Linked DNA regions of Homo sapiens: region 2 is linked to region 1. The links are chromatin loops, found by intact Hi-C in ENCODE. Cell type or tissue: endothelial cell of umbilical vein. All regions are shown on one strand. Links, peaks and the distances in the headings refer to the core of each region. The heading gives the core; the rest is flanking DNA. Region 1 has its middle 35 kb from the start of LINC01818. Region 2 overlaps LINC01818 (long intergenic non-protein coding RNA 1818).

Region 1 (16,668 bases), core at 4,908-8,907:
GAGGTAGAGCAATTAAGTGCCTCTCTCTTCAGCATAGGCAGGCACACAGGATTTGGTTGGCTACTCAGCTTAATTTAGCTATGTGCCATGTTTCCCTGGCATGTCATGTGGGGCACACAGTTCAAAAATGGAATGAGAAAGCTGAGGCTTGCTTAACTCGGGTATGAGATTTAGTGCCGAGGCTCCTGTGAGACCCCGAGCCTGCCAGAACTGCACTGTGCTGCCCTGGACCCCTTCTAATCTGAAAGACAATGTGTGAGGCCAAGCCTAGTGACCTGAAAGGGACCCTTGAGCATAGGTGAGCTGTGTTCTGAGGAGGTCAGATACTGTGGAAGGAAGGGCTCCGGTAGTAATGGCACCACACACAAACTTAACTGCACTCACTACACACATCACTTATTACCACTGTCACTTAGGGGACAGGCCTGACTGACCTTGTGCAAATTACAGCTGCCTCTGTATGTGGCCACAGAAAACAGAGGTGACAACCCTTAAGAGAACAGGAACTCCCCTAATGACCTCTAATTACAGACATCAAACAAACTGAAAGCAATTCTTCCCCCTGATTTCCTGAGATTCCCTGGGCTTAAAAGGCCCACAAAACATTTTCTTTCACAAATGTCACCAATGAGCTAGTAAATGCGCATCACTTACACTGACAATGTTTATGTCAATCAAATTATAAAATAATTTTATAAATTATAAAATAACAATGCCCTAACTAGTCACTGACATTTTATCATCAAAGCTAAAAAATACAATCAAGGTCCTAAGGCCACAGCTTGAAGTCAGAAAGTGTCAGAGCCACCTTAGTTTACCCCACCCGGCCTGCTTCAAACTGGTTCCCATGAGCCTGTACTTCTGACAGTAGAAGCAGCATGCGGTTCCTTAATTACTCACACCTCGTGAGAGTGAGATATGACTAAGCCACATATGCAGCCTGCTCTACCCTAATCCCCACCACCCCCCAACACTGTACCCCATCTCTCGCTCTCAGGGACTCAGAGCCTGGAGTCAGGGCCCATTTACAGCATCTATACTTGGCTTAGCTCTTCCTCAGAATTTCTGGAATATCCAAATCTAAGGCCTGCCAAACACTTTTTTTTTTTTTCTGACTGGAAGGAGAACTGGATTGAAATCATTTCTACCTTCCCCTCAGACTCTCAAGATAGAAGGCGCTGACTCTAACAGTGATTCAGGAAAAGAGAAAGTTGTAAAATCCTGGTTTATGGCACTGTGCTGCATGAAATAAATTACCTGTAAATGTGTTGGCCTGCACTGCCTACCTGGTGTTTTAAATTTGAATTAGTTGTCAATATTAAAAAATCAGGAGCTGTCTCACAAAAATCAATTTATGGATTCTCTTAAAAATGAGTATCTGGCAACACTGGGCCTGCAGTCGTGACTGGTGATGATTAGGTGGAATCTATTGACTCTCTGCACAGCGCAGGCCCCCCTAGACCACCATGGCCTCTACTGTGCCCAAATATAAAGTCTAATATCTGAAGCTATTTAGCACCTTGCTCTGAATCGCCTTCATTCACTTACATTATCTGCCTGGCTGCTACATAAACTTGAACTTGTGAGCTCTGCTCCAAGTCACAGTCTACTTTTATGAATCACTTCCCCTGCTGCTCGTGATAGCTGGCCTGGATTTTCTTAAAACATCCATGAGCAGTCTTTGAGAAGAAGTGATGTAGAACCATTCCTTCTTCATGAAGATTCTTGACTCAGGTTCCAGCTGAATGTCTGTGTATGCAAAGAGAATGACCAAAGGTGTGCAAATTAAGACTCTTGAACGCAAGTAGAGGCATCATAATTCCTCCAGATAAAAAATGTTTCCATAAGTTTCATAACTAATTTAAAGATATGTGACAGAGTTACCCAGTAAATGCAGCTTCTAAAATACAGTAGGAGAGTGAGCAATGTGGGTTCCTCCAATAAGTAGTGAGTGCATAGGAGCTCAGAAAAAGGAGAGGTCATTTATAGATGGTGCCACCCAGGTAGTGCTGTTCATAGAGGTGGCATTTCAGTTGGGCTTTGAGGAGTGAGTATATTAGTCCATTTTGATGCTGCTAATAAAGACATACCTGAGATGGGGTAATTTATAAAGAAAAAGAGTTTTAATAAACTTACAGTTCTACATAGCTGGAGAGGCCTCACAATCATGGCAGAAGGTGAAGGGGGAGCAAAGGCATGTTTTACATGGTGGCAGGCAAGAGAGTGTACAAGGGAACTGCCCTTTTTAAAACCATCAGATCTCATGAGACTTATTCGCTATCACGAGAACAGCAATGGAAAAACCCACCCCCATGATTCAATTACCTTCCACCAGGCCCCTCCCACAACACGTGGGGATTATGGGAGCTACAATTCAAGATGAGATTTGAGTGGGGACACAGCCAAACCATGCCAGTGAGCAAGAGTTGAACATGTAGAAAGTGAAGGGAGGAAACATTTGAGAAAAGCACAGAGGGTGGGGAATATGGGCATACTAAGAAAGAGAGTGGTTCAGTTTGCCTGGAATATAGCTGCATTCTAGTACTTAAGAATCCTAAACTATTTAAAATGAAAGGTTCTCATGTCCACCTCCAGAAATTATATTTCAGTGGGTCTGAATGAGCCCCCAGAACCTATCATGAACCATCATCACAAGTGATTCTGTTGTGAAGGGAATACAGTCCATACTTGGAGAAAAATTTGCATCAGGTGTATAGTGGTGGATGCGGGAGAGGTGGCAGGGTCTGGACCACAGACAGCTTTAATTTCAGGCCACAGAGTTTAGAATTTTCCTGTGAGCCACAGAGACTTACCTTTCCTGCTGTTCAATATTAGCATAAAGAAAGGGGATTTCTTAAAGATGACACTCAACTTTAGATCCTAGGAGGCACCATTAATCGAAGCAAGGAACATGAAGAGAGAGATTGTGCATGTGCTCAGATCAGTTTGTAACCTTCCGGTTTGGTCATCATCGGCTTTCCTCTGCTTCTACCACCACTAGCAATGGTGAAGTAGATACCCATGGGCCCTGGCCCAGATCCCTCTCATCTTGGTCTCCAGGTACAAATCTTCCAGGACTCAGTTCCTCATCTGTGAAATGGAGATGACAATAATATCTTTCCTTATCTGTTGAGGGTCTAAGTTGGGTAAAGTATCTGAAAGCCCTTTGAGAACTACATACATGTAAGAAATTATTTTCTTAGGCAGAAGAATAGATTTTTAAAGTTCCTAGCATGGCTAAATGAATGCCAATACATATATGCCATGGTTTACATGTGTTTTCAGAGCATGTAAATGTAATGCTCATTATGAAGTACTAAGAGGAAAAATATAAGCTGGATATAAATTATCTAGAGTGATTACATTTTTTTATTGCCATAACATATGTGGGAAATACAGTAATGTGTAAACAGTGGTTTTCTCTAGTGGTGAGATTGTACATAAAATTCCCTTTTGCTTGATATTTTTCCCTTGCATTTTCAAAATTCTCTTCACAGTCATTTACTACTTTTGTAATCGGAAAGAAGAAACTTTTCTTTTCAGTTTCGGAGCCCTAAAGCCATTCTGAAACCAGTGACATTGCGGAGCAGTGTGCTCTTAAGGCCTCTCTTCAAAGACTTTAGTCTACTTTTATTTTGACGATTCCTGCTTGAGCACAGACCTATTTTTTAAAATTGATTGTGTGTGTGTGTGTGTGTGTGTGTGTGTGTGTGTTTGTGCAGTTTAGATAGAATCCACAGGGAAAAAGAAAAGAAAAATGCTAAAATGCATGCTTTGAGTATGTGAAGACTAAGTCAATATATCTCAATTAGAACCAGGAATCCTTCCAATATTTACATTGGATTTGCTTCCAAATGTTTGGCTTTTAATGGGTTGTAAATAAATTGGAAGGGATGTAACACTGGAGCATAATAAACACAGAGGATGCTAACGTCTGAAGAAAAGAAAAGAAGGGAATTTGTAGGAATAAGCCAATTTTAGTTCAAAAGGGGACATAATCTTGTTTAGAATTTCTCTGATTTTGGGGGGGCAGAAAGAGAAAAGCAGGGGTACATGAGAAGAGACTTGAGACACTGTATTATACCCAGGGCTTCCAGAGCGACAAGAACTGGGTGCCTCTAGGATGTTTAACATAACTTGAAGCCAGAATGAGATCAAACTGCATACAAAGCTAGGACTTACTAATGTCAATATGGCAGACTTCTAAAGTTTGAAAATTAACAAGATAAGAGAGGGAGAGGATTGTCTTCATTATGTGCATTACTGAAATTATCCAAATGAAGGACAGACAGAGATCAAATGGAGAATGAAGTACAGGTAGTGTGTGTTTCAGAGGATGACCCTAAGGTGGAAACCAAGATCATTCAAACTGAATTTCTAATTTGCTAATTATTTATTCAGAAAATTTATTCAAGTCAAGGTGTAAAAGCAAAAATGATCATTTCTCCCTCATAGTTAGTCCTGACTCTTTTTATTCAGAAGAATGTGAGAAATTTAGGGAAGCTAGAGTTACTTGGGTAGGAAAGAGAGCATGTAATAATGTAGGTATAGCAGTTTGTATTCTGTTAATAGATTTGAAATGTAAATTGCAAAAGTGAATTTTCAATTATCAAGAGGAGAAAGTACATAAAGCAATATAAAGTTGAAAACCTAGTTTTTCATCAGGCTTTCATGCTAACTCCATATTTACACACTTGAATTTATTGTAGAAAAGCAAATGAAAATATGTGTGAATGTGACCTAGAAGTGTCATGAAATATTTGAATCTTTGTTGAATTTAGTCAGTAGCTTTCTTCTGGTCATCACAAGAATGTTTTTTATGAGAAATAAAGCACTTCATTTTTATTTCAAAGGCCATTTATTTTCCTGTTTAAACAAGGATAAACACTACGCCCTCAAAAATATCTATCTTCTGGAAATGTTTGATGATTGAGATGTAAATTTGGTATTTGTATTTATATGCTTATGTTTTTATGCTTATGTTTATATGCTTTTGTTTTTATTCTTGGAGGTAGAAGATAGAATGACTTTATTCAAGTCAATAACTAGTTTGGTTTTCCACTTTACCTTGTTGGTATCTGACTAATATACTTATTTTCCTAGAAACTTTTTAGTAATTATCCCAATTTTTCAGAACAAAGATACATGTAAAACAGATATCTATTTATAACTATAAATCTCTTGCTGGCTTGGCTATCATTTGTTTTAAAATATTAATATCACCATTTAAATGCTTTTTAGGCTTACTTAATTTCAATAATCTCTTATTTATCAAATTACTGCATTGTTCTCCTTAGACATAGTCTCATAATTGTATCATAGTCTCATAATTCTATCACCACTGGTGATACATTAATACCACTGGTATCTGGTAATAATAAATAAATGCAATAAAGACAAAGTTTAATGCGGCTGTTTTTTGTTTTTCTTCCTATTGGGTTCACCCTGAATGTTTCGGGGTTTTACAATTATAGAGTCATGGCTGGTTTAGCTAATAAAGAATATGCAAGTCTATACTTTAAAAGTTCAATACCATGCCAAACTTAAAACATTCAAATAAAAATCCTTTGAAATTGTCATTGTTTTTTTAAGAATTTATGAACTATTAGAAGAACTGTGTTCACATTGTTTCTAATTTCATTTGTCAAACAAAGCTAACTGGTGACAATGCTGAGAAAACATGGCTTCCTCATAGAGTTCTGACCCCTGTAGTAAGTACCTGAAAAGATCCATAAGGCAAATGCAATGCTATTTTTTTCTCTTTTCTTTTTCCTTAGGTTGATTAGGTTTAAATTGTGGGGGATATGATAGGGGATTATCCTTAAAAGAAAGAGAAAAATTCAGCACAAATCAGATATCAGAAACTTACATTTATTTTAAAAACTGCATTAGATACATCTTTTGAACACTAATGAAACAGAAAAAGTTCATAGGAACACACTTATTTGGAAATCAGCTATTTGCTTGTTAAAAAATTTTAGCTTGACTCTCTAAAGGAAATTACCAGAGACGCTGAAGACTAAACTAAACAAACCACTCATGTAGTAATTAATAAATGATAATTGGAATGAACTAGAGATATTTGTTTCCTCCTGAAGTGGCAAGTTTTATGCCTTTTAAACAACTTGCTGTTATTTTCAATGAAGAAAAGGGAAGAGAGGGGTCATGAAAAATTAGACAAATCTCAATCAGAAGTGATTTCAACACCTGGCAGGGACCTGTAAGGATGACTTTTTAGCCTCTCAAAGCTACTTCTCCCAGTAGTAAATCTGTCCAGTGCATGTCCTCTCCACCAAGAAGCATCCTTTTCCATGAATTTTGTTTTTTCTCCATTTCTTAGGAGAGGGCTGAGTCAAATATACTCTATGCACTTTTTTTTTTTTTTTTTGAGATGGAGTTTCGCTCTGTCGCCCAGGCTGGAGTGCAGTGGCACGATCTTGGCTCACTGCAACCTCCACCTGCCGGGTTCAAGCGATTCTCCTGCCTCAGCCTCAGCCTCCTGAGTAGCTGGGACTACAGGCACGTGCCACCATGCCCGGCTATTTTTTTTTTTTTGTATTTTTAGTAGAGATGGGGTTTCACCATGTTGGTCAGGCTGGTCTCGAGCTCCTAACCTCGTGATCTGCCCTTCTCAGCCTCCCAAAGAGCTAGGATTACAGGTGTGAGCCACCGTGCCTGGCCTGCAGTTTTTTTAAAAAAGGAATATTTGGGATTTCACTAGGTGGAAGAACAGTTATTGTGACAAAGGTTTACATCTTAAATGGATATTTCAGCCATGCACTTTTTAGCCCATAAATAAATAAATAATAAAAAGCTGAGTTTTTAGATGAAACATGAGTTACACATCATTCCCGTATAGGTAGCAGTGTGGAATCTTTCTTTCTAGGAGGTATTCTATGCATTTAACTATTTTGCAGTAACATCAAACATGAGTCTCTGAGTTAGAAATCAAACCGATTTTCTCACCAAAATGAATGTTTGGAAAAAGTAACCTAGATTTTTACCCTTCGAAAGGAAATAATGAGACTCGCACCTCCTCTTTTCTTCAGGGTTTGACTGTTTGGCGGAGGAAGGGCATCAATGTTTATTTTCACCTGTTTTCTGTAGCATCCTGCCGATGACATCAGTGTCCTGTCTGCTGTGTTAAGGGCAATGAAGGTTATGAAACTAGAAATGAATCTAGTCTGAGAACAGATCACGCAGTCCTTCCATATGCATTGTCTTTGCAGTGGTATGAAAGTATGAGTCAGTATGACTCATTCGGCTTCCTGACCTAGCCAATTGTCTGGCTCTCCACATTAATACAGTCACCTGAACCAGCTTCTCTGTTCATTTGTGTGACCTCTTGGATTTCACCTTTCCTTTGCCAAGCATCAACTTGAAAATTTTCCTCACACATTAAGATGCATTCAAAACCTTGATATTTAGGACGATACAGACAAAATTTTTGGAGTCTCTAATATTATAGCTAAATATTATGTTTTTATAGCAAAATGTTAAATTCTTCGGAATCCAGAAGGCATTTAAGAAACAGACAGAAGTTGTTTTTTTTCACACAGATTTTTGGGGCAACCTAGTCTCACTGTACCCAAAGGGCCCAGGTTAGGAGAACTTTGAAATAAAACTGTAACTAACACCCTATTTTATACTTTCTTGATTTATCCTCCTCCCACTCCCCAGGCCATTCCCTACTTTGGATCAGAAACGGTAGACTATGGAATTTCAGAGATCATCTCTTCCAACACCTTGTCTAAAGGAGGTCATTGCAAGCAGAAAGGTGAAATGCCTTGTTTCGAGTTGATTCAGGTCTGAACCCTTGTCCTGCTTAAAGACAGAATTCTGAACAGAGTTCAGGGAACCCTGTGTAACATCAGCCTTGGAGTGGGGGAAGGGTGGGGAAGCTGAATTATTAGCAAATGGGCAAAAAGCTTTCTGAAGCAGAGAGAAAGAATTTCTACAGCCAATTAGACAAATCACCCTTAAAAGAAAACATATTTCTCGATTAAAGCCTGCCAGCATGCAATATTTCCCAATTAGTTCAAAGAACACAGTCACAGATGTTAGCCAAAATATGCTACATTCTTTAGAAGTCCTCATATCAATGCGTAGGATCTCTTTGATTTTATGAATGAGTTTCATGGTGGGTGTATGTGTGTGTTCCTTTAAAAAGAAGAAACTTATAACCTCAGAAATTTAAACAAAAACACACCCACTGAAAGCACGTCGACAGCATGGCAGATGCTTAACACTAGAGTATTGAAATGGGGAAAGTAATAGTTGCAAGTCCAAATTATCAATGTTCCAGCTTATGACACATTTGATCAAAAAGCTAAATAAAATATTATTTCTTCCATGAGTAAGGCTGCTCTATTTATCAAATAAAAACTCAGATATGGAATAATTTTTTAGTATAAGGATAGCCCAGGTAATTCCTAATTTACCTGACATTTAAATTTAACTTCAACCCTGTGTTTCATCAGGCAACCCGATTTAGGAGAGCATCAAACCCCATATCTCAGCACTTATAAAAGTATTTGTGAAAAATAAACACATATACATGCAAATCACTCTTCCACTTCTTAACAAACTTTCCTGCTTGAGGGAATTGCTAAGTCCAGAAGACAGGCCACTGGAAGAGCTATAACCAGGCACGATGCAATTTCCACCTAGAAATCCTGGAGGCTTGCACCTTCAGACAATCTGTGAGAGAAAATACATTGGATGAAAACAGGCTGGAGCAATGGTAGCAAAGTGTTTTCTTGCCCACCTTTTTGCAAGTTTTCGTCTGCTGCCAAGCGGCCAGCTGGTGTGATTTTCTTTTCCTTCGGCCAAAGTCCATTTACAAGACCTACATTGATGTTGGGTTACGTCATTGGGCAGGCAACTTTGGAGTGTGCCACAGAACATGTTGAAAATTAATCCCATTTGCTGGGAGGGTGGAGGAAGATTCATATTCTCATGACTTTAAGACTTTTGGAATGTTAGAGCTGGAAAAGCTTTATTACTTATAAGATCGTTTAACCCCTTCATTTCACAGACTTGGATCCAGGTAGCCTAAATGATTTTTCCAAGGACTCATAGCAGGAGCCAAGGCCAGCACCACAGATGCTGACTCCTGGTTTCAGCCACTGTTCCACAACTCTGCTATAATCGGATATCAAAATTGGAGTTGGCAATATGTGAATGAACTACAAATCTCTTGACTAATATTTCCAACACTAGAGACCCTGTTGTTCTTTCATTCATTTTACTCTGCATCCATAGGAAACATAGCAGTGATGGCTGCTGCTACTGACTGGCTGCAGTAGTATTGCATAGTGAGCAGATCATGGGTTCTGGACTCAAACAGAGCTGCCCAACTTCTGGTCTGACTCCTTCCTAGCAGTGAGGACTTGGGTAGGTTAGGGAACCTCTTGGAGCATCTCTTTCCTCATATGTGGAAAAGGGGATCATTATGGTACCAATCTCAAAGGATTGTTGCTGGGATGACATGAAATGTGCAGGCGAGTTCTTAGCACAGGGCTTGGCACAACATAAGTCCCCGAGAATGTCAGCTTCTATCCTAAATCATGAATATAGAGTTACAGCCTGTTTTTGCTGCATTCATGTTTCAGCCAGGAATGACACACGTGGTCATCTCTACTTGAAAATAAATATTTTAAGTATTTTCTCTTAGATCAAGGCATAATATTCCATGAAATACACAGATGATTTGAGCCAATTATCCCACAAAGCCAGTAAAACAATCCCATCTTTATTATTCAGAATTCAGGTGAAATTGGTTGAGCAGTGGTGTGGAAAGCCACGTATTATAAATGTTCTCTCTTTCTCTCTCACCCCTCCAAAATATTCAAATGGACAGGGCTGATTATTTTATTTGGCTATTTTAGCAACTGCTTCCAATTACGTTGCTGACTCATTTAAAGATGATTGAATATAGTAGAAGCAAAATTGCAAGTCAGCAGAATATCCCTTTGACAGTGTCTCACTTCTCATACTCCAGTCTTCTCTCACTGCTCCACACCCTAAACGTTGTTTCCTTTTGTAACTAGGATTCCTAAAAGCCTAACTCTGTCACTCCCATATATATTCTGACAGGCCACCAGGGGCAAAAATGACCTTTCTCTACACTACCTCCATGCACATCCGTTGAATTTCCCATTTCCTAAGTTGGCTGATCACTTTAGGAGTTTTGAGATAGAAAATTGTGCTGATTCAATCCAAAGTGTACCAGATGGATGACCCAGTTAATTCAGCCAGGGTTTTTACTTTTTAAAAAAGATTTAAAGCCCTAAATATAGTAGATTTTTTCTGAGTTGTAGTATACGTTGAGGTAGGAATGTCTAAATGGGAGAATTTTAAGCCATGTGACCCAAAGAGGGTAACCCAAATGTCCCCATGTTCTCTAGGCTTCGGGGATCACTCATCTCGTTAATACCAACTGACATGGAATGTGCCCTATCCTGTACAGCCATGGGAAGTCAGCTCTCTCCCCCTTGTATTTCTGTAAATCCTAAGGAATGCTGACATGTTAGACAAATCCATCCTGTAGCGATTTGTCAGCTCTTGTTCTGATCTGCCGCTCTGAACATCTTTGTTGGATACCTCTTTCCACATCATAACACTGCTCTGGGTTGCTGCCCTTCTGCCTTATATGGCTAGGCACCAAACATTGAACGAGTATCCACTTCGAAATGCCCAAAGTACAGCAAACACCAGGTTATGGTATTTAACATTTTACTATGGCTTGAGATGATCTGAAGTGAACTGCAATGGAAAAAAACAAAATTAAAAATTCACTACTCACATAGAATACAACCTTATATTCTTGCCCCAAAAGATTTCCTACCATCTCTCTTTTAAGCCTCCTCACTCCACCCCATCCCCTGCTTTCAGCTTGCACCATGTTCCAGGAATCAGGTCATCTGCCAAGTCTATAGGAATTACAGAAACAAACCAGTGAGTTGTCTGCAAACATCTTGCCCCAGGTGGTGCCCCAACCCAATGGAATGAGATGGACTGCGGTGATGAATGGACACATGAGTTAACCATGAGAGAAACTGACTTATAACTGCTGAATTCTTCTCCGGGGATATCCTAGGAGGACATGCTTGTCTCAGAGTAATGCTGGGCTCAGGAAAATGGACATCTTCCAGGGTCCATTTCTGAAATACATGCAGTTGAGAGAAAAAAAAATGTTTCTCATGGCAAACCTTTTCTCAAAAGCACTGTCTACATCATCCTCTGTTTCTGCTCAGTTTTTCCTGTTCGCACGGTTCTCAGAGACAAGCACACAGCCATTCACTTATTTATTTCATTCAGTAATTATTTACTAAGTACTTCTTGTATACTGGGTGCAGTGCTAGTTGTTAAGGACACAGGATTCAAATAACATCTTTGGTTCCTCCCTAAGGACCTCAGTTAGCAGAGGTTAGGTGATACACAACTAGAAGCAACGCTTAAATATAAAAATTGCAAACTGTGCTCAGTGCTATAAAGAAAAGCGACATGACTTTCTGAGAGTCATTGAAAACTGTCTTTTAGGTTAGGGGCAAGAAAACACTTTATGGAGAGGTGATGTTTACACTGAGAAAGAAGAATGAGAAAGAACTAGCCAAGTGAAGACAATATGTAAGTATGGGCACGAGTGTGGGATGGAAGTGGGGTGGGAGGAGAGAAAAAGAAGATGAAAAACATTCATATCAAAGAAACACTGTGTGCAAAAGGCCTTAAGGGCATTTTACAGGAGCTCAAAGAAGCAGCAGCAACAACAACCAAAACCAGCCAACAACAAACTCAGACACCTGGAAGCAGTGATGCAGAGAGCGGAGGAGATGAGATTGGAGGGCAGCCAGGGACCATTTCTTAAAGGCGTTCATTGTAAGCCCTAATAATGCATTCCATTGCCCTCTTATTTTAAGTGTAAAGGTGAGATTAAGGATGAAGGGGATGAAATGATCAGTGTTGTAGTTTTTAAAAGATGACTCTGTAGAGATAATGAATTGGTGAAAGTAGAAGCGGGGAGATCATTACTGGAGTCGTCCAGGTGAAAGATAATCATGGTGAAAGCAGAAAAAATGAAGAAAAATGAAAAGGCTCGGGATAAATTATGGAAGAATAGCAAGAGTGAAAAACAAGAAATCAATGACTCCCAGAGGGTCACAAGAGAACCTTCTGGCATCTTGGAAATGATCCAGGTGGTTACACGGTGTATTCATAAGTAGAAGTTGGTTGAACTGTACACATCAGATGCATGTGCTTTATGCTCTTTTTGCTCTGTGGGCTATACAATACTGGAACAAAAATGTTTAAATAAACTTTCTGGCTTGGCAACTGTGTGGGTATCAGTGCCTTTTTCTCAGCTGGGAAAGCCTAGGGGAGGAGGTGAGGGCAAGGAATCAAGAGACCCATTTTGGTGTGTGGGCACTGAGGTCCCTGAGTGTCACCCAAGTAGACATGCCACATGGGCAGCTGTGTTTATGCATCTGGGACTGAGAGGAGAGACCTGGGGATAAATATCATGGACCCTTCTCATTTTCAGAATTTACTGCTCCATTCTGAGGGAAATCAGATAGGAAATAATAAACACACCTTCTGAGGAAACAAATTGTGGGAAGTTAAACAGGCTCATAAAATCTTAAGAAGTTTTTACACAGACTGTCTTTCGTTTCTATTGAAATTCCAAAGGCCTGATGGTAACCAGAAGCACTATTAGGCTTTCACTCTATGGAATATTTCTGAAGTTCTGGCAGCAGAGAAGATATCCATAAAAATGATTTCCTAAAAATCATGATTGCCCTAGATTTTATTATTGTTCAAAATCTTTCACAGAACTGCAATACAACTGCTTATGTTGGTGATTTTGAAGTGATTAGATAAAATATGGGCATCTATGCCTTCCAAACTTTTGGAAAAAGTAACCAGAAGGAAAGACTCAAATCAAGCATTTTAATACCTAAAGGGTATGGTAAGTTACAATGTTGACTTTGTTAATTTAGTATATACTAGTCAGCAATCAGTGACAACATATCTGCACCCGTATGTCCCAAAGTCACACTCTTTTCCTGGACTTGGAATTATAACAAGAGGAATTGCAATTATCCAGGTAATTAAAACAAAATTACTATGTGTTTTATTCTTGTAAATACATTAGATAACCATTTTCTCTGAAATCGACTAAATCATTTAGTGTCTTCATTATATATTGCTCTGCCTCCTTGATCCTTTTTTATTTTGAGATGAATGAATCTCAGATGATACAATGAAAACAAAAATAAAAGTAGATATATACGCTTGTGTTCTACCCATTCTCATACACACACACATGCACGCACACACAGAACCTTTGCTATTGACATGCAAATGCAACTGTTGTGGGGCGATGTTTACTATAAAGAATAGTTAAGAAATATAAACCCCACTAGGAATCTGCTCCATGAAGAAATATGTTTAGAAACAGATCTGCCACCCACTGAATAGAATACATGTCCAATCTGAAGGTTCATTATAATTATTTCAGAATGAGTTGACAGCAAACTGCATTGAAAGTCAAACACAACATTTAATCTGCCTCCAAGTTAATCATGGCGGGAGTCACACAGTGATTTCTGTGGGGCTGGGAGGATAATTTTCTGGACTATCACCATCCAGTTTACACCAAGTCACTGGAGATACAAAAACATTTTTGAGTCCCCTACATCCCAATAAATTATACAAATTGTCTGTCAAAAGCAAGTTTGATTTAGTAGGCACTAGTGCTAAGCAAGACACCCAGGGGAGCAAACCAGAAACCACTGATAGAAAATACAGAAAGCCTGGAGGGCACAAATGCAATGGGAAAAGATGCAACCGCCATATGGCACAATATAGCTCATGTGACAGTCATTTCTTTATGTGTACTTATGTTGTAAGCACGCCTTAAAAATTCAGTCCAGACTCTTTTAGGGAAGGCGGCAAAAATAATGTAGATATTCAGCGCTTAGAATAGAAGGAGGCATGGACCAGGGTTTGCAATGGCAAAGTGATAATTGAGTTACAGATTACAGAGGTAATCAACATCTACATTCTACATTCTAAATAGCTGTTAATGTTCTAAGCATTAGAACTAAACTAAAAGCAGCAAAAAAAAAAAAAAAAAAAAATCCAGATTCAGTTTATTTGTGGGAGAAAGATGAACAAGTTAATATCAGTGGCTAAACAAAAAGCTAGTACCATGTAGGAATTGCTGAGCAATTTGGCTGGAGTCAGAGACTGCTGTGGAATGAAACCAGGCTCAACCTCTTCCTAATTTCCTAGCTGTGGGAAAACCATGGCAAGTCTCTGTGCCTTCATTTCCTGGTATGTAAAATAGGAATAATAATGGACCTTTCTCATAAGGTTATCTTGAGGATTAAATGAGTTAATTCTTGTTAAACCACTGACAATGCTTGTTAAATAAGTAAGCTCTTAATAAATGTTAGCTACTGTGATTTGCAGATGATGAAACAGCTCAATAAGACGTTTTCCTCTAATCATTATTCTCATGCACTTATTTCATGTTTCACAAGAAGGCAAGAAGTAATTTATGAAAGTTTGTTCACATCCTTACTTGCCTCATTTTCTACTAAAAAGCAAAGGTGACCATATCCTCAGACAATCTTATTCCTTCTTTTTGTTCAATGAACTTGGAGGAACTCTGGCAGTGGCAGTGTCTTTGCTGTCTCAATCAGAAGCTAACGTTCTAGAGATATGCAAATATTTAGTACAAGAGTGTTTTTACAAATTATGTACTAGGCTGCATGTGGGAGTACAATGCACAATAAAACTAGGTCCCCGCCCTCAGGCTGTTACAATAAATTTCCTGGCAGATATTTGGATCCCAGGCAGAGTAGGTGGGTAAGAAGTAGGCAGGTGCCAGGCTGTGCTGCCTGACATGCAATGCATGCTCAGTAAACACTCTCTCTTCTCAGTCTTATTTTCACAATGTTTAAAAACTCTCTAGAATGTCTTTCAATTTTTCAGCCCTTCACAGTTGGATTATGGAAAAAGTAAATCAAGATTTTCCAGTGTGTATTCTCATGCTTAAGCTCTATCACTTACTGTTTTCATGAATTAAAAACAAAATTCTATTTTTCATTGTATTAAAGACTTCCGTTGGTGGTTCACCACACAGAGAGGAAATGAGATGCATCTATGGCCCATTATGTCATTTTATGGCTATTTTTTGCTCGTATAAGAATATTCCCCATAGGATGATTGCTTATCTAACTGTAACTGACTCATGTCATGATGCTTCCTGCCCTAGCTTTAAAAGTTTAAATGATGTCAGATTTTATGATTGAAGACTTTTACCAATAATGAATCTAGTTTGTAATAGAAACTGACAATTTTTAGTCCTGCAAAACTTACCTCTACATGGCACAAAAAATACAGAAACATAAGTAGAAATCAAATTGTAAAATGCGTCCCTGCTGTCTCAATCTGGAACTAACATTTCATATTGTCAGAATATCAAAAAGCTTCCGTTCACAATCATTTGTCTATTTCAGGATATCATAAATGTTTGCTATTACATAGATCAGCATCAAAACCACACTTTAGAAATTTCTTAACAATGAACATTGCAAAGCATAATTCTAACAAGAACTGAATGAATATTGATTGTTACAATAAAATATTTTATTTAAACATTGTATGCACTTGGTGCTTTAAATTGTAAAAGTTATAATTGTTAGATTAAATTAATATTTTGTTATAAAAATTCCCAAAATATGATACATTTATTTTTGAAATGGAGTTTGATCACATGAAGTAAGACTATCATCCTTGATTTTCTATTATTTTATGTCTAATGTCATAGTCCATTTATATTTTTGACCTCATATAATTCATTCATTCATTAATTCAGTAGATATAGTTATTATCTGCTCTATATAAGGCACTGCAGTGGGATCCGAATTGTAGAAGAGAACAAAGCTGACAAAATTCTCTGCCCACCTGAAGCTGCCATCCTAATTTCTCAAACAGCTCTAAATCCCACAAGAAACACAAACATTACTCTGTTATCAGGGATGGTAAAGAGTAGTCAGGATAAAAACATTAACAAACATTTTATGCATTGTCATGGCAATATCATAGAAACAAAAAATGATTCATAATAGAAACATTCTTCATCTATTGAACACATAGTATGTATAGGTCATGAGCTAAGCATTTTATGGGCATTACCCTGTTAACCTCAAAATCTGATGAGTTGTACCATAACTATTTCCATTTTACATATAAGGAAAGCATGTTTCATTCAAGATGACACAGCTTTTAAATGATAGGTCTTCATTTCAATATAGGTCTGGGGTCCAAGTCTGTGTTCTTAAACATTATGTTCAATAAATTCTGGGTTATGCGAGAGGCAGTTGTAATATAATAAATTTCTAGAAAATTAAGCCCATCTAGATTTAGGGCTGATGAGATATTGAAAAAACAATAAGTGTTCAGCAACTCTATTAGAAAGTCTGGCCATAAGGCTGTAGAATTAGCATTTGCACAAGGAACTAAGAGTGGTGCTTCACAATCTTACCGATACATGTGATCGTAATACTTAACACGTGGAAAAGTTGAGTGGCCCAAAAGGTAAGCATTGTTCAAGAGGACCAAAAGAGGATGCAACATTCCTAAGCTCTGTTTCACTTT
Region 2 (16,668 bases), core at 6,892-10,891, 160 kb after region 1:
TGTTGCCCAGGTTGGAGTGCAGTGGCAGGATCTCGGCTCTCACTGCACCCTCTGTCTCCCTGGTTCAAGCAGTTCTCCTGCCTCAGCCTCCCTAGTAGCTAGGATTACAGATGGAGTTTCACCATGTTGGCCAAGCTGGTCTCGAACTCCTGACCTCAGGTGATCTGCCTGCCTCAACCTCCTAAAGTGCTGGGATTACAAGCGTGAGCCACCACGACCAACCGTGAACTTCTGTTTCTGTTTCTCAAATAATTTCTCTTGGGACAATCACTGTTAAAAGTTTTTTGTACATGCACAATGATTTACGTGTATGTGTGTGTGTATATACACACATAAACCCCCCTTTTTAATACACATTTAAGCTGTATAGATTGTTCTCCACCTTTCTTTTCTCCTTGACAATTATTTCATATCAATGTGTATAGATCCTCCTGACATACTTAACCACACATGATATTTTATTACATGAAGGAGCTATAACTCATTTCATATTGTTAAATTGAAAGTTTCCTTTTGTTTTGGTTTGTTTTATTGTCTCATTCATTGGGTCTTCTGCTGGTTTGTTTCTAGATAAAATGCTACAACAAATATTCTCGTATGTGCTTCCTAAACGTATCTGCAGGTGTGTCTACAGAATAAATTTCTGAAAGTAAAATTGCTGGGACAAAGGATATATAATTTTCTGTTTTAATAAATGTTAAAAACTGTCTTTCAAAGGAATCGTGACAATCTTCTGTTGCAGCACCAATGTGTGAACGTTTCTATTTTCCAATGATCTTGACTCAAATGGTATTTAGTACTTTCATCTTTGCCAGTTTGATAGGCGAAAAATTAAATCTCATTTATTTTGCATTTTCTTAATCATAAGTCTAATTGACCCTTTAAAAAATCTATTTTAAAGCCACTTGGATAGTGAAATGTGTATTTATATTATTTTCTCATTCTTCTATTGGGCAGTGATCTTTTTTGAAATTATTATTTACAGGGCTCTAACAAACATTAAGACAATTATTTCATCATATGTGTTGCAAATAACTTTTCTAGTTTTTCTTTTGACTTTTCTCATTCCAAAATGTTTGATTTTACCAATCCATTATTACTTTTGCTTTGTGACATGTTTTGAGAGATGTTTCCCCTAATCTAAAATTATATATTTAAAAAATTCTCCCATATTGTTTTTATAAGTAATTTAATTATGCTCAACAATTTGATTTTCCTGAATTGATTGTGGATTAGGAAATGAGGGGAGGATACATTAATGGAGGGGAACAGGTGTACAAAAATTAAAACATATAAATTTAGAGCAATTAACATAGTTTGCATGAATCAATGAATAAAAGACCACAAAATATGTAAGAATTTAATACAATCAAGGAAACATTTCCAATTCTTACATATTTTGTGGTCTTTTATTCATTGATTCATGCAAACTATGTTAATTGCTCTAAATTTATATGTTTTAATTTTTGTACACCTGTTCCCCTCCATTAATTTTTCCCCAGATTTTTATGGTTATCCATGCAGGCTTTTTATTTTTGCCCTTTATAAACTTAAGATTCAACTTTTCTATTATGCAAAAGAAAAATCTGATTAAATTTAAAATAGTTTTCCTCTTAAGCATATATATTATTTTAGGAAAAACTAATGTGGTTATAATAACATAAAAGAAGATAATCTAGACTGCTAGCTTAAATTTTTTATAATCTCCTTGTTGCCATTACTGTCTTTTTAAAGATCACACCCATTTGTTAAGTTTATTCCTATGTATTTACTATTTTTGATGCTGTTGTAAATAAAATACTGTCTCACCATGAAATTTTCAAACTGATTACTTTTACTATGAAGAAAATTTATGTCTAAATCTTTATCAGATTTGTAATGTCAATAGACTTAATGTTTTATTATATGTCATAGTTATTACTTGTGTCACTTGGCTTTCCAAGTATACTATCATACCATCTACAGATAATTATAATATTCTTTCTTACTTTCTAATTTATTACAATGCTACTTATTTTTGTTCTCTTTTTAAATTGTATTAATATTTCCAGAACAAGGTTAGGTAAAACTGGTAAAAATGAACATCTTTGACTTGTTTCTTACTTCTATGGGACTTTGCTTAGTATTTTGCCTTTCAATCTGACATTGAATTTAGGCTTATAAACTTTGAAGAAAGTAACGAAGATAATCAATATATTCATATTTTATGGAGGATTTTTCAAAAAACAATAATGAAAGCTTAAATTTTTATGTCTTTTTAGTATCTATATATATATTTTTCTTTTTGATATAGTAATATGGTAAAATATTTTACTACATTTACTAATATTGCATTATTCTTGAATTCCTGATATGACTTCTTAGTATATCATTCTTTCCATGTATATTCTATATGCTAACACTGTATTTAATATATTTTGCCTAGATATTCACAAGGGAGGCTGGTCTATAAGTCTGTATTACTGTGCTCTTTTAGATTTTTATGTCAATGCTTCATTTGATTTATAAAAATATCGTGTGCTCTTTTACTCTCTATGCACCTCTTTATTTTGAACACCATTAGAACTATCTCTTCCTTAAAAGTTTGGTAAAATTTTCTTGTGAAATGTCTTGCACTTCTTATAAAAACTAATTTTATGGCCGGGCATGGTGGCTTATGCCTGTAATCCTAGCACTTTGGGAAGCAGAGGCAGGCAGATCACGACGTCAAGAGATCAAGACCATTTTGGCCAACGTGGCAAAACCACATCTCTACTAAAAATACAAAAATCAGCTGGGTGTGGTGGTGCACACCTGTAGTCCCAGCTACTCAAGAGGCTGAGGCAGGAGAATTGCTGGAACCTGGGAGGTGGAGGTTGCAGTGAGCCGAGGTTGCACCACTGCACTCCAGCCTGGCGACACAGTAAGACTCCGTCTCAAAAAAAAAAAAACAACTAATTTTATGGACATGAATTTTTTATCTTTGACCCTAAATAATAAACTTACTAATGGTTTCTCTTCTTTGTATATATTTGACCCAGTTCTGATTTTGACATATTTAAGCAGATAATGTTAGAGACTATAATGTTACTGATATTTAGATAAGTGAAATCTTTCAAAGTGAAATGCAGCTAGCAGACATCCTTCCTGTTTTTGAATTGACTCTCATCACCATTTGAAACAATGTAATTATTTTAAAGATTATCATTAACAGAGTTGATGTTTCCAAGTTAACTTTACTGTCATGTGATTAGTCATATTAAACTGTTTTTGTGTAAACAAGCAAAAATGTGCACATATTATTCTCTTAGGTGTTATAGAAAATTAAATTTGTGTGTCAAAATAATTACTGGCCAGGCGTGGTGGCTCACGCCTGTAATCCCAGCACTTTGGGAGGCTGAGGCAGGTGGATCACAAGGTCAAGAGATCGAGACCATCCTGGCCAACATGGTGAAACCCTGTCTCTACTAAAAACACAAAAAGTAGCTGGGTGTGGTGGCACGTGCCTGTAATCCCAGCTCTTCAGGAAGCTGAGGCAGGGAAGTCGCTTGAACCTAGGAGGTGGGGGTTGCAGTGAGCCAATATCACACTGCACTCCAGCCTGCCAAAGAGCGAGATTCCGTTTCAAAAAATAAAAATAAAAATAAAAAATTATTGTTTAGTTCTAGTCTTTGGTGCTATTTATTAAAAAGTATAAAGTGTATGTTATAATCCTAGCTGTTAATGTTAATATTGAAGATTGAGATGAAGAGAGTAAAGGTAGAAGACTTTTTTAAAAATCGACTTCCTTTTCTCCTTATCTTTCTTTACAATACATTTAACTTACAAAAGATAAGAGATAGCTCACACCAAATTATATAATATTAGAATTGAAAGGGAACTTACACATCATCTGCCCTAATAAAACCATTTTATAGATGAAGAAATTGAGGCCAAGAGGCCACTGATTTGATTATATGATACTCATTCTGCTTCTACCTTGAGAAAACAGGCATTCTGTGTCACAGAGTAACATTCTGGGGAGCAGCATTCCTCATAAGGGCAAATCTAGGGTTTTTGGGGACTTGTCTTAGTCCATTTTGTGCTGCTATAACAGAATAGCACAGACTGGGCAGTCTATAAAGAATAGAAATTTATTACTGACAGTTCTGGAGGCTGTAAGTGCAAGAACAGGCACTGGCATCTGGTGTCTAGTGAGGGCCTTCTTGCTGCATCCTCACTTGGCAGAAGAGCAAAAGAGAGTAAACCCAACCTGAAATCTTTTTTAATAATGGCATTAATCCATTCATGAGAGTGGATTCCTCATGACCTAAACACCTCTCTTTAGGCCCCACTTCCCAACACTGTTGCATCACAGATTAAGTTTCTAAAACATGAATTTTGGAGGACACATTCAGACTGTTGCCCATCTCAATTTTCTACAGTTTGGAGGCTCTCTTTATGAGTAAGAGCATCTTAATTTGCAAATATAACAAAAAACACGTTAAATAGAAATTTAATTGGGAGGCCATTAGGCTGAGATAGCTCAGCACCTTGGGATACTAAATAAGCAAACTGAAGAACAACGTAAACAGTAAAACAAAACTTAAGCTTTACCAAATAGAAACTTCCAACTACACTTTAGGGACTTTTCACTTTAACCAATCAAATATATTTTCTTCATTTTGCTTCCATGAACACCTTATAAAAGTTTCCTTTTTGCCCCCACCCCTACTCTCATTGAAGTCCTGAACCACTTGTGGTCTGTTACTGCCCAGTTCATGAATTGCTATCTGCTCAAATAAACTCACCGAAACTTTAATGTGCCTAAGTTTACCTTTTAACACATATGGCCATGGCATTGCTAAAGACTGCCAAAGACCCTTAGAGGGGCCAATGCACATACACAAGAGAAAGCTCTCACTCTGCCCTTTCTTGGCTTCATAGTGAATTTACCTCTGCTTCATAGCATTTCTGTAAACACAAGTTTAATTTTCTTTAAGCTAGCATCTGAGCAACAATATCAGTAATGTCATTTTTGAGGTTCTTCCTACATCAGCCCAGGACTTTTGTTGTAATTTCCCACAGAAATTCTCCTAAGCATAATCTAGATTTGAATTTTTATTTTAGATGTTCTTAGATAATTCTTCAAAGTCCCAGTCTATAGGTAAGACTTCATTGAGAGAAACTATGCATATTCATTCTGTTCAAGATCTTGCCCTCTTTAGGTTATTTTTTCTAGAATTCTTGAATGTAAAATGGATGCAGTCCCCAGTTGGTGACATATTCACATACCCATTCATCAAGCTGATGTCTCTCCTATTCATTTCCATCTTCCAGACAGGCAGGGCTACCTGAACAAATAGCGCTAAATCCCATTAGTACTACTTTTTACTCCATAATAACATCTGCAGTGAATTTAGCTTCCACTGACATGTAGGATGATATATGAGTCATTGAACAGCAGAAAGATATGCTCCTGGCTTCTGTGTAAAGATGACTTTAAATCCTGGGGTTAGCTATTTACTCTTCTGTAGGAGAGAAATGAGTGGATACACAAGGAATAAATAATCCCCATCTATTTTCAGTCCTAACAGTGAAGATTATACACACACACACAAACACACACATACACACATAAAGAGAGAGCTTTCAATACATCAGCAAGAAGAGCAGGGCAATTTTCATTGATTGTAAGTAAATATGTCTCATTTTTGGAAGTGCTGTTCTGATTCTGAGAGATCTATACCTTGTGTTTTCTATAGAACTTTCTTGGCAAAATTCGAGGAATTAAACTGTCTCCTGTTTCTCTGCTTTCCTGTTTATTTTCTTTGTTAAAAGAAAGCATTTATTAAGGTTTCATTGTATTTTTTAATAAATACTGTGCCAAACTATGCCACTTGATGGGTAGAATAACAAATTTGATCTGCCATTGGGACTTTAGGAACAGATTTCTACAGAACTATAGGAAGACAATGCAGCAGAGTGAAAAGGATTGGGCCCTGAAAAAAGTAGGCCTTACACTGAACCCAGTCTCTGCTATTTACTATTTGTGTCACCTTGAACTAATCAGTTAACCTCACTGGAAATAAAAATTCTTCCAACCTGGAAGAGGGGTGGGAAGGATTAGGGACAGTACGTAAAATTCCTTATACATAGTAAGTTCTCAGTAACAGTGCTATTATATGGTAATCTCATGCTCCCGTGCTTAGAGCCCGTGGGACAACTGACATCCCATTCATATTAATTAATACTTGAGTTACACTTTCTGGACCAGCTCACCCTGTCTTCCCTCAATAATTCCCTCAGTTATTGCTGGAAATTCCCAAGGCCATGGTGTTGAATCTGAACTAAGAAACAAGTCCGTACATGTTCCTCCACTTACCAATGTCTTACACCCCTGCTTCTTCTGCCAGTGACTTCCATGGAAACACACTACCCCATCAGGCCCAGCCTCTGCTGATACTCGTTCTAAGTGTGGATGCCAAAAGCACAATGAGGGATGGAGTGATAGAGAGGAAGAACATGGCAGTAGTTGGGACTCTTTGGGTTGTAACAAAATAATTCAATACAAACTTGTTCATACAAAAAGACATGTATTAGTGGGTATCACAGAAGTCATTAGGCTATTTGGCTTCAGAAACAACTCAACCCAATAATTCAGAGTGCCAACAGGACTTTGTCTCTTCCCATCCTCTCCCCTGCTTTTCTCTCTGTAGATTTCACTCACAAATAAGCATTTTCCATAGGGTAGTCCCCATAGCTTCAGGATTAAATCATCTACATCCTATGTATAAAAAACACAGAACTACTCTTTATCACTTTTCCCAACAAAAGACCTATAAATATGTCCCATTTGGCTTGGTTCCATTTGTTTGTCTGTCTGTGAACTAATCAATGTGAACAAGAAGAGATCCATGTTTGCGTCCTAAACCCTAAACCCCTGGATCTGTAACATGGTGTCAACTCCACCCAAATTCCACTGATGATGAATGGGAAAACTTTCCTGAGATGCCTTTACCAGAAGGGTGAGTTGAGGCTGGACAGGAAAAAGTATGAATATCCTCTTAAATTGGTACTCTTAACACCTTGAACTATAATGCTTATGCCAGTATAAAGTCTTACAAAGTCTTTTATCAATATAACTGTTCAGTCTGAAGCTCTAAACCCTCTTTCTATGCAAACCCATATCCAGTCCCTAGGCCAGCAGGGGCACAGATGTTATCCTAACCAATCCCACCATTGCTCCCTTCTCTTCTATTTCTAAGCTCCTTTGAACTGCCATACACAAAATTTCCTTGAGCCAAAAATATAAATCCCCTGTGTATCTCAACCAATGGTTGTATACTAAAAGTGGGTCAATTGTCAGTCAGTTAGGCAAATATCAATAGAGTTTGGGCTGATTTAGGCTCTGCTTCACCATCATCCCTTTATTATTATTATTGTTGTTATTTTAGATGGTTGATTTTCCTATCCCCACATTTTGTTCTATTGTATGTTAGATCAGGCATGGAGGTTTACCTAAAAATCTTAGCAACATCTAGGGAACCTGAGGGAGTGAGAACAATTGCTTATAGAGGCATGGGTGATATAATTATTAATATAAAAACAATAGCCACCATTACTGTAAGCTAAGCTCCTGGATAGGAGGTTTTCATATGGATACCTGTGCAAGAGGAGTGCAGCATTATGAAAGTGACTTAAATCATCTGATATTTATTCTATCACTTCTGTACCAGGCTTCCATTTCACTGGGGAAACAGAAACTAAAGCAGCTTGCCTGGCTCCTCTTCCACCTTCAGAAATAGAACAGAAGCAATATCAGCTACATTTACATTGCACCTGACTCCTAAAACACAGTGTAAGGTGTTAGAATGGATTAGTTCAAGACAGACTGGGAATAAAATTCTCACTCTTCCGCATTCTCAGAGATAATATTCCCAAGCCAAAGAGGAGAATTGAGCTCAGTCAGTGGACTATTTAACAAGGACTACATTTTATTTCCCAAAGGCTGAATTCCATTGACTTAGAAAAAGACTTAATCCATGACATGATTGCTTTCATAGCAATGTTCTTTTCGGTGACCATGGTACATGAATCAGAAACTTCAGACAGTGCGAACTCATATTCCAACAGAGTGTGACTAGTGATGGCAACAGAATTTGATATGACCTCCTTATTCAATAGGCTCTATTTACCTTATGCTTCAAACAGGAACCTTCCCTCCAGGGGTAGAAACTTGGAAATGCCCTTTTCAATAGGGCTATTTTATAAGAAGCTGAAAACAGACTCAACTAAGTTCCTCAGCTGTGTCTGATTCTACCACAATTATATAGGCATAGTAAAGTTTATTTATACATTTCAAAATGCCAGAATCAGAATAATGAGATTATTACATTTGAGGGACTTGTTTTTTTTCCATCTTGGAAATCTCAATATACAGACGGTAGTTCTTAGTCTTATTGTAAAATATAAACTCAATTTAAATGTATTTCATAAGAATGGAGGAAGAAATTACAGCTTATAGAATAAATAAATTCTCTAGCTCTCTGTTTGATTAGAGAACTCCAAGACCTCTGAAAGTTCTGTTGCTTTATAAGTATTTTTGCAGTCAATAATTTGAATAAAAATTTATGCTCAACCCAAATGTAATTGCTAATGTATTGGAAATTATCAATAGAATATACTGAAAACATTTTGCTTTTAATGGCATGTGTAACTCCAAAATTGTAAATATGTAGTTAAGAAAATGTTGATGTGTATTGTCAGGAATAACAGGAAAGCCTAAATTCTTGGCCATGCTTGGTTACAAGAAGAAAATCTCAGAGCCTTTCATAATTGGCCTCTTGTTTCTGACAAAATATCTTAATCATATTAACTGAGAGTTCTCAATCCCCTGAATGCTTTTACAATTTAATGGGGCTGAAAGTATTATATCAGCAATCATTTGTTGTTTTTTCTGTCATATGTATGTGAATGTGGTATATATTAAAAATATGTAATTTTAAAAATTAAGAACCATTTCTTTAAGAGATGATTGATTAGCAGTTTCACAGAAATCTGTTTAGGCAACGTGGCTGCAGTCAGAATCAAATTTTTAGTTGATTGACCCAGTGCCCAAAAGTTTTAGCCCTTTGGTGAAATGCCCAGGTTAAATGGCCATTTGATTGAAATACATGACTGAAAGCATTAGGGATTTGGCAAAGCAACAAGATTGACAGCATGACACTCTCACATACATAAAAGAGGCAGAATAAAAAGATACATGTGGTTGGCTTTCCATCCAAAACAGAATTTTAGTCTCAAGTGGAAGGACAGCCAGTGCTTTCCCAGAGATAAAAAGGAAACATCATCTCATTCCCCTAAATGGAGTCATTGTTTAACATACACAGATGCAACACCACCAAACACACAAACTTACAGGCCAACAGAGGAAATGATTAAACTTCTGGCCCCAGGAAACAATTGCACACAGCCTCTTATTTTTATTTATTTTATTTTCTCTTAGCTGATTCACACTTTGTAACACTGTAGCCAATGAGTCTTCTATGTCTTTTACAAACCCCCTGGTTAAATTGGCAATACCTTTGACAGAGCTTAAATGGCTTGACAGCATTAATTTGTTCTTTTATTTTTTAGTTGTCTGAATGGCTGATTGCCAGGAATCAATCATAACACCATGTGGCCAACCTAATATAGTAATTATTCCAAAATAGGAATTGCATGATAAGTTTATTAGTAACTAGTCTACAAACAACCCATTCTTGCAACCACACAGACTCATCTCAAGATAGAGGTAGTGCTTGGTATTTTCTGAAATTAATTACTTCACTTTAGTGATGGGATTGGGTTTTTTTTCATATTCAAATTCATTGATTTATGTGCAGTCTTTATCAATTCTGTTTAACTACTTTCTTTTGTTTTCTTTTGTTTTGTCTATTAGATTTTAAATTTACTCAGTTGAACACTTAGAGTGCTTTTACATAGTTTTTGCTTAGCTCTTTTTACTTTTAGAAAAAAAAAAGCACAGCTCGCTGCCAGCATTCATTTAATTTTTTGTAAACGCGCTCTTTGAAGCTGAGGCAAATCTGATTTTCATTGTGAAAATAAAATATAAAAACTGTATTTGGAGTTATTTATAAACAGAACTAATGTCAGAATCATCTATTTTGGAATAATCAGGTTTATCAAATAAATCTTTGGCCAACTACTGTTTGAGAATGATGGTAACATCACACATAGGGATGCTATGTTTTCTAAAATTTGATGTTTTCAGCAATATAGAATTACTATATTTTTTAAATGGAAATACTACTACTAAAAACAAAATGCTATAAAAAGAATGATGTCTTTTGTTTCCAAAGTCAATACTAGAGCAATGTGAAAATAATAATAAAAGTGAGATAGTTCATGGCAAAGTTATCTAAGGGTAAATGCTGCAGCCACAAGGGGCCACTGGTGAATATTCTTGGGGCAAAAGGGAAAAGGGTTAATTAAAATAGACTATAAAATTGTGAACATTCCCCTCAGTAAGGTTTTAGCTATCTTCATAGTTTTGTTTGTTTGTTTGTTTGTTTGTTTGTTTGAGATGGAGTCTCACTCTGTCACCCAGGCTGGAGTGCAGTGGTGTGATCTTTGCTCACTGCAACCTCTGCTTCCCAGGTTCAAGCGATTCTTCTGCTTCAGCCTCCCAAGTAGCTGGTACCACGCCTGGATGATTTTTATATTTTTAGTAGAGATGAGGTTTCACCCTATTGGCCAGGTTGGTCTTGAAATCCTGACCTTGTGATCCGCCCACCTCAGCCTCCCAAAGTGCTGGGATTACAGGCAAGAGCCACCACGCTCAGCCTATTTTCATAGATTTTGATAAGAAGTGTTCTCAAATTCATTTTCAACAAATAAGTAATTTGTAATATCTGTATTATTTTCCTCTTTCATCTGAGAGTTATTTAGATTAGTGACTTTAATATTTATTGCTGGCTTAACTATTCTTACTAATTTTTTTATATTTTGAAAATAAAGAATATATAAATCTTTTAATAAAGGACTTATCTTCATTAAAGCATACTATACACACAGGAAAGAGAAGAAATCATGAGGGCCCAACTTATTGAACTTCGTTACTTTATAACAACATAAATATGTCTGTGTAACCATGGCTTATGTCAAAACACAGCAGCAAAGCATTCCCCTTCTCTCCTCCCAAGGGTAGCCAGTATTCTGACTTAAAACACCATTCAGAACGCTATGTAAATTGAATCACACAATGTATATTTTATGTATCTATCTTTTTCTGATATTAGTTGATTATTGATTGATATTAGTTGTTGCTTTAAACTGTACTCTGTTCATTTTTATGGCTTTGTAGTATTATGTTGCATGAATTAAACAAAATGCATTTAATCTGATGTTGATGGGCATTTCTGCTGTTTCCTTTCTTGGAACTATTTCAAATAAGGTTGCTATGAATATTCTTGTACATGTGTTCACATTAAAGTGTGAATAAATTTGTTTTGGCTCTATACCCACAAATGAAATTGCTGTGTCAACTTTTATAGAAAACATTGAAACGTTCTCCAAGTGATGGTACTACTTTGCCCTCTGCAATAAATGAGTTATCCATTGCTCTTCATTTTCATAATCACTTTTTACTTATTTTTTTAAATTTTCATTATTTTAGAGAGTATGTAATGTTTTCTTATGGAGGTATTAATTTGCATTTTCCCAAAGGACTTAGTGAGGTTGAGGACTTTTTAAAATACTTACGGGATGCCTGACTGTCCTGTTTTGTAAAATTTTTATTCCGTTTTCTTGCTTATTTGTTAATTGAGTTGCCTCTGTTATTCTTAAGGATTTGAAGTATTGTGTGTATGTGAGAGAGAGAGTGCAAGACAGTGTGTGTCTGCGAAGGACAAAAATACTTTGCTATATTTTTGGAAAACATATTCTTTCACTCTGTGACTTTTGTTTCTACTCTCTTAAGGTCTTTTGATGAAGAGAAGGTCTTGAGCCAAATGTATACCATTTCATCAATACTTTATGGTTTCTACTTGTATGTACTTTCAAAGAAATCTTCATCTCCTTCACAGACATATAAGTATTTTTTTCTGTTGGTATTTTCTAGACGCTTTATTGTTTTACCTTTTGCATTTAGATGATGTGAGGTAGAGGTCCATTTTCATTTTTCCAATTGGATATCCAATAGATTATGCACCATTAACTGACAAGATTGGGGTAAAAGACGGGACTTTGAAGGCTGGGCTCAGACACTGAACCAAATTAAGGACTATCTAAAACAGGTTGAGCAGAAACAGCTTTCCATAAGATGTGCCCACCAGGGGCCATGTTAGTTTACCATTGCCATGGCAACACCCAGAGGTTTTCAACCCTTTCCATGGCAATGACCCAATGACCCAGAAATTATCACCCTCATTCTAGAAATTTCTGCATAAACTACCCTTAATATGCATATAATTAAAAGTGGGTCAAATATGAGTGCAGAACTACCTCTAGGCTGCTATTCTGGGCACACTGCCTGTGGAGTAGACCTGTGTCATAAGAAGCAGTACATCTGTTGCAGCTGTGCACTGCCACTTCAATAAAAGTTGCTGTTTAACACCACCTGGTCACACTTGAATTCTTCTCTGGGTGAAGCCAAGAACCCTCCTGGGCTAAGCCCCAATTTAGGAGCTTGCCTGTCCTGCAACAAGATCATTGTTTCCTCACTGCTGGGTGGTGCCATCCTCGTCATAAATGAAATATCCCTTTATGTACAGATCTGTTCCTTGACCCTCCATCTGGTTAAGTGTTCTCTTTTTCTGGTTAAGTGGTCCTTCCACAACTTTTAGCATTATTTAATTTCTACATTTAATATCTTCTGGAACAACTTGTAGAATAAGTTCTTCTCTTCATTTTATTTTCATCTTACATTTCCATATGTATTTTAGAATCTGCTTGTCAAATTCCAATAAATTTTGTTGGGAGTTTGTTTGGATTGCATCAAATCTAAAAGTCAGTTTGAGTAGAATGGACTATACAAGATGAACATGGTATATCCCTCCCTTTATTTAGGTTTTTATTAATTTCTATTTATGTTTTATAGTTTTCTCTGTGTTGACATTTTGCACGTTTCCTAAGTCTTGTTTCCACAAAATTGATGTGGATGCAATTACTAATGTACATTCTTAAAATGCAACTTACTGATTATTATTGATATATGGGAATATCAATGTTTAAAATTTTTACCAGGTATTCATTAACTTTGTTATACACATATTTTCATTTTTCTATATGCATTATCATGTTGTTTTCAATAATGATTTCATTTCTTCTAATATATATATTTTTCTATTGTATTCTTATACTACATAGGTCCTCAGAGCAATGTTAAACTGAAGAGATTATTGTGAGCATCCTGTGTCTTGGGGGAACTCTTTCAATATTTCACCATTAAATAAAATATTTACTGAAAAGCTTTAATGCAATTAGGTAAAATTCATTTTACTCAAGTTTGATAAGAATTTTTATTATGAATAGATATTGAATTTGATGTGTGAATTTAGTATATCTTCTCAGCTGATTGTTTTTAAAAAATCCTTTATTCTGTAAATATTATGAACAAAACAAGCCTGTCTTTGTGATGTATCACCATTTTTTATAATGCTATCGTTATTATTATTACTTCACCATTTTGCATCTATTTTTGTGAGGGTGATTGGCCTATAATCTTCCTTTCCTAGAATTTGCTTATGAAGTTTTAGTGTGAGGATATGCAAGTCTCATATAATGGGGTAGTAAAAAAATTCCTTTTTTTCTATTCTCTTAGTTTATATAATATTGACATTATTTCTTACTTAATATTTGACACAATTTATCATGATTGGCATCTGGAATTTTCCTTAATAGAAACATTTTTCATTAAAGATTTAATTCCTTTCATAATTTTAGAACTAGTTTTGATAATTTATTCTTGTGTCGGATTTTAAAAATTGTATCATCCTAAGAATTTATTGGCTTATAATATCTTCTTATTGCTGTTTCAATATCAACTTCATCTGCAGTGATGACACATTTTTACCTCTGGCATTATTAGTGCCTCCCTATCTTTTTAAAAAAATTAATGATCAATATTGCTGAATTTTATCAATTCTATTAGCTTTTCCAAAGAGTTAGCTTTCAATTCCCTTCTTATTTGTTTTTCTATTTCTTATCTTATCTGCATCTGATGTTAGCACTTCTTTCTTTCTACCTTTTGAAACTTAATTTTCAGTTCTAGAGATGGAGGCTCAGTTCATGAATCTTCAGTCTTTTTTTTTTTTTTCTAAGATACTAACTGAAGAGTAAAATCTTCCTTCTTAAAGCATGAATTTAGTTTCATTACACAAGTTCTGAAACGTAGTATTTCTATTTTCATGCAATATAAATTATTTCTAATTTTATTTTTAATCCATTTGTTATTTAGAAGTATGTTGCTTAATTTCCTAGCATATCGGACTATCAAGTTATCTTTCTTCTCTTTATTTTTCCCTTAATTTTACCCTTGTCAGAGAACATTTTCTGTATAATTTCAGTAATTTGAAATTTTTTGAGACACATTTTCTGGTCCAACATGTGGTCATTTTTATCAAATGTTCTGTGTGCTATTAAAAAGAATTAATATTATGCAGTTAGTGCAAGTAAGTCACAACTTAATACATCATTTGGTCAAGTTTTAAAATCATGTTTAAATCATTTATCATGGATAAATTTTTTTCTGATTATTCTATCAATTAGTAAGAGAGATACATTAAAATCTCCTACTATCATCATGCATTGCCTGTTTTTGTTCAGTTATTTTTTGCTTAAGGTATTTTAAAACTGTTGTATTACTTTCTCTTGACTAAGTTAGAATTGTTTTAACTTCCCAGCAAATTAAAATTTATCAAAATGAAATATCCTTTTTTATTATTCGTAGTTTTTATCTTAAATTCTACTTTGTCTAATAATAATTTAGTTTAATTGTGTATTTTCTACAACCTTTTTTTTTAATTCATTTTGTGTCCCCATAGCTAAAGTACATCTCTTGTAAGCTGTGTACAATTAGGATTTGTTTCTATTCAGTTGGAAAACATTTGCTTTTCAAAGTATTTAGTTCTTTCACATTTAGTGTAATTAGTAATGTGCTTGAGTTTAAATTTACAATATAACTTTTTTCTATTTGTTTGAACTGTCTTATGTTGCTTTTACTCTTATTTCTGGCCTTTTAAAATTAATATAGAAAATGAAAAAATTTAAAATTATTTAATTTTTTTCTTCCTATTAGCTTGGTAATTATACATACAATTACACAGTACTCTTTCAAGGTCACCCCAAAGATTAGAACATGAATTCTCAAATTCTAATATAAGTTAGTATTTTTACCATTTCTCTGTTAATAGAAATGCCTTAGAAACCTTAGACCATTTGCCATCTCCCCATATTATGTGCTAATTTTTTCATGAATTTAAATTTTCTTTGTCATTTATTATTATTTTATTTGTCACTGTTATTGTTAATATTGCTTTATACTTGCAATACTCATTTAGATATCTCAAGTCCTGACCCTTTTCACTGCTCTTGATTCTTTCCCTCATATCCATGCTAACAACAAAAATCATTTTTCTTCTGCCTAAAGATGCCCTTTATTGTGTGCCTCCATGTGTCCATCTGCTGCTGATTAATTCTTTCAGCTAACATTTGTCTGAAAATGTCTTAAGAATGAAGGATTTCACTTTTTGAAATACATTTTCACTGATAACAAAATTTGAAGTTGGCAGTTACTGCTTTCATTATCTGAAAGACATCATTCCATTGTCTTTTGGCTTCCATTGTTTCTGTTGAAAAGTCAGCTTTTTTGTTCAGGCGCAATTTCTGCTTTATTTCAGAGGTCCCTTTTTACTTCCTCTTTTTTTCAACATCCATGTAAGTAAATGTTTATAATTTTTTTTCTGATGAAATCCTTAGTATGTCTTTTTCAGGCTGAACTGTGTCTGATATGATGTCATTATCTAATGTGTACATTTGATAATGCTACTGTCTGTTGGTTGATTCTCTTGTTCTGTTGATATATTGTCTTGTTTCCTATATACTTGGTTATCTTTGTTTGAGTGCTAAAATCTCTGCAAGAAAAACTATAGAGATAATTTGAGGCTGGGTGTGGTGGCTCATGCCTGTAATCCCAGCACTTTGGGAGGCTAAGGCTGGTGGATCATTTGAAGTTAGGAGTTCGAGACCGGCCTGGCAAACACGTTGAAACCCCATTTCTACTAAAAATACAAAATTAGCTGGGTGGTAGTGGTATTACATGCCTGTAATCCCAGCTACTCGGGAGGCTGAGGCAGGAGAATTGCTTGAGCCTGGGAGGCAGAGCTTGTGGTGAGCTGAGATCACACCACTGTACTCCAGTCTGGGCAACAGAGTGAAACCCTGTCTCAAATAAATAAATAAATAAATAAATAAATAAATAAATAAATAAAATAATTTGAAGATCTGTGTTCTTTAGAGCAGAAGCTGGCAAGCTTTTTCTTTGAAGTTCAGGTGGTAAACATTATTGACTGCAGGCTTTATGGTTTCTGTTGCAACTGCTCAACTTTAACATTGTAGTGTGAAAAGTATTATATAAAATATGGAAATAAATGAATGAGCCTGGCTATGTTCCAATAAAGCTTTATTTAAAAACAGTCATCTGGCTGG

The links. Hi-C counts contacts between places; a loop is a spot of excess contacts. Peaks named below come from ENCODE experiments on the same cell type or tissue, not always from the same donor. Only the 100,000 strongest peaks of a DNase experiment are listed, where the experiment ranks them.
Region 2: a loop joins it to region 1, with 5 times the contacts of the local background. A loop is called at or near these places in 1 of 110 quality-filtered maps.

The regions. Positions count from the first base shown.
Region 1 is chr2:150,126,578-150,143,245 of GRCh38, forward strand. No RefSeq gene overlaps it. Among named protein-coding and RNA genes, the nearest start is that of LINC01818, 35 kb to the right of the region's middle. In endothelial cell of umbilical vein, for the core only: no CTCF peak of the experiment used is centred there; a DNase peak (open chromatin) is centred at 7,174; H3K27ac peaks cover 2,505 bases.
Region 2 is chr2:150,287,644-150,304,311 of GRCh38, forward strand. The region is part of intron 2 of LINC01818 (long intergenic non-protein coding RNA 1818); the gene reads left to right. Among named protein-coding and RNA genes, the nearest start is that of LINC01817, 39 kb to the left of the region's middle. In endothelial cell of umbilical vein, for the core only: no CTCF peak of the experiment used is centred there; a DNase peak (open chromatin) is centred at 9,378; H3K27ac peaks cover 1,429 bases.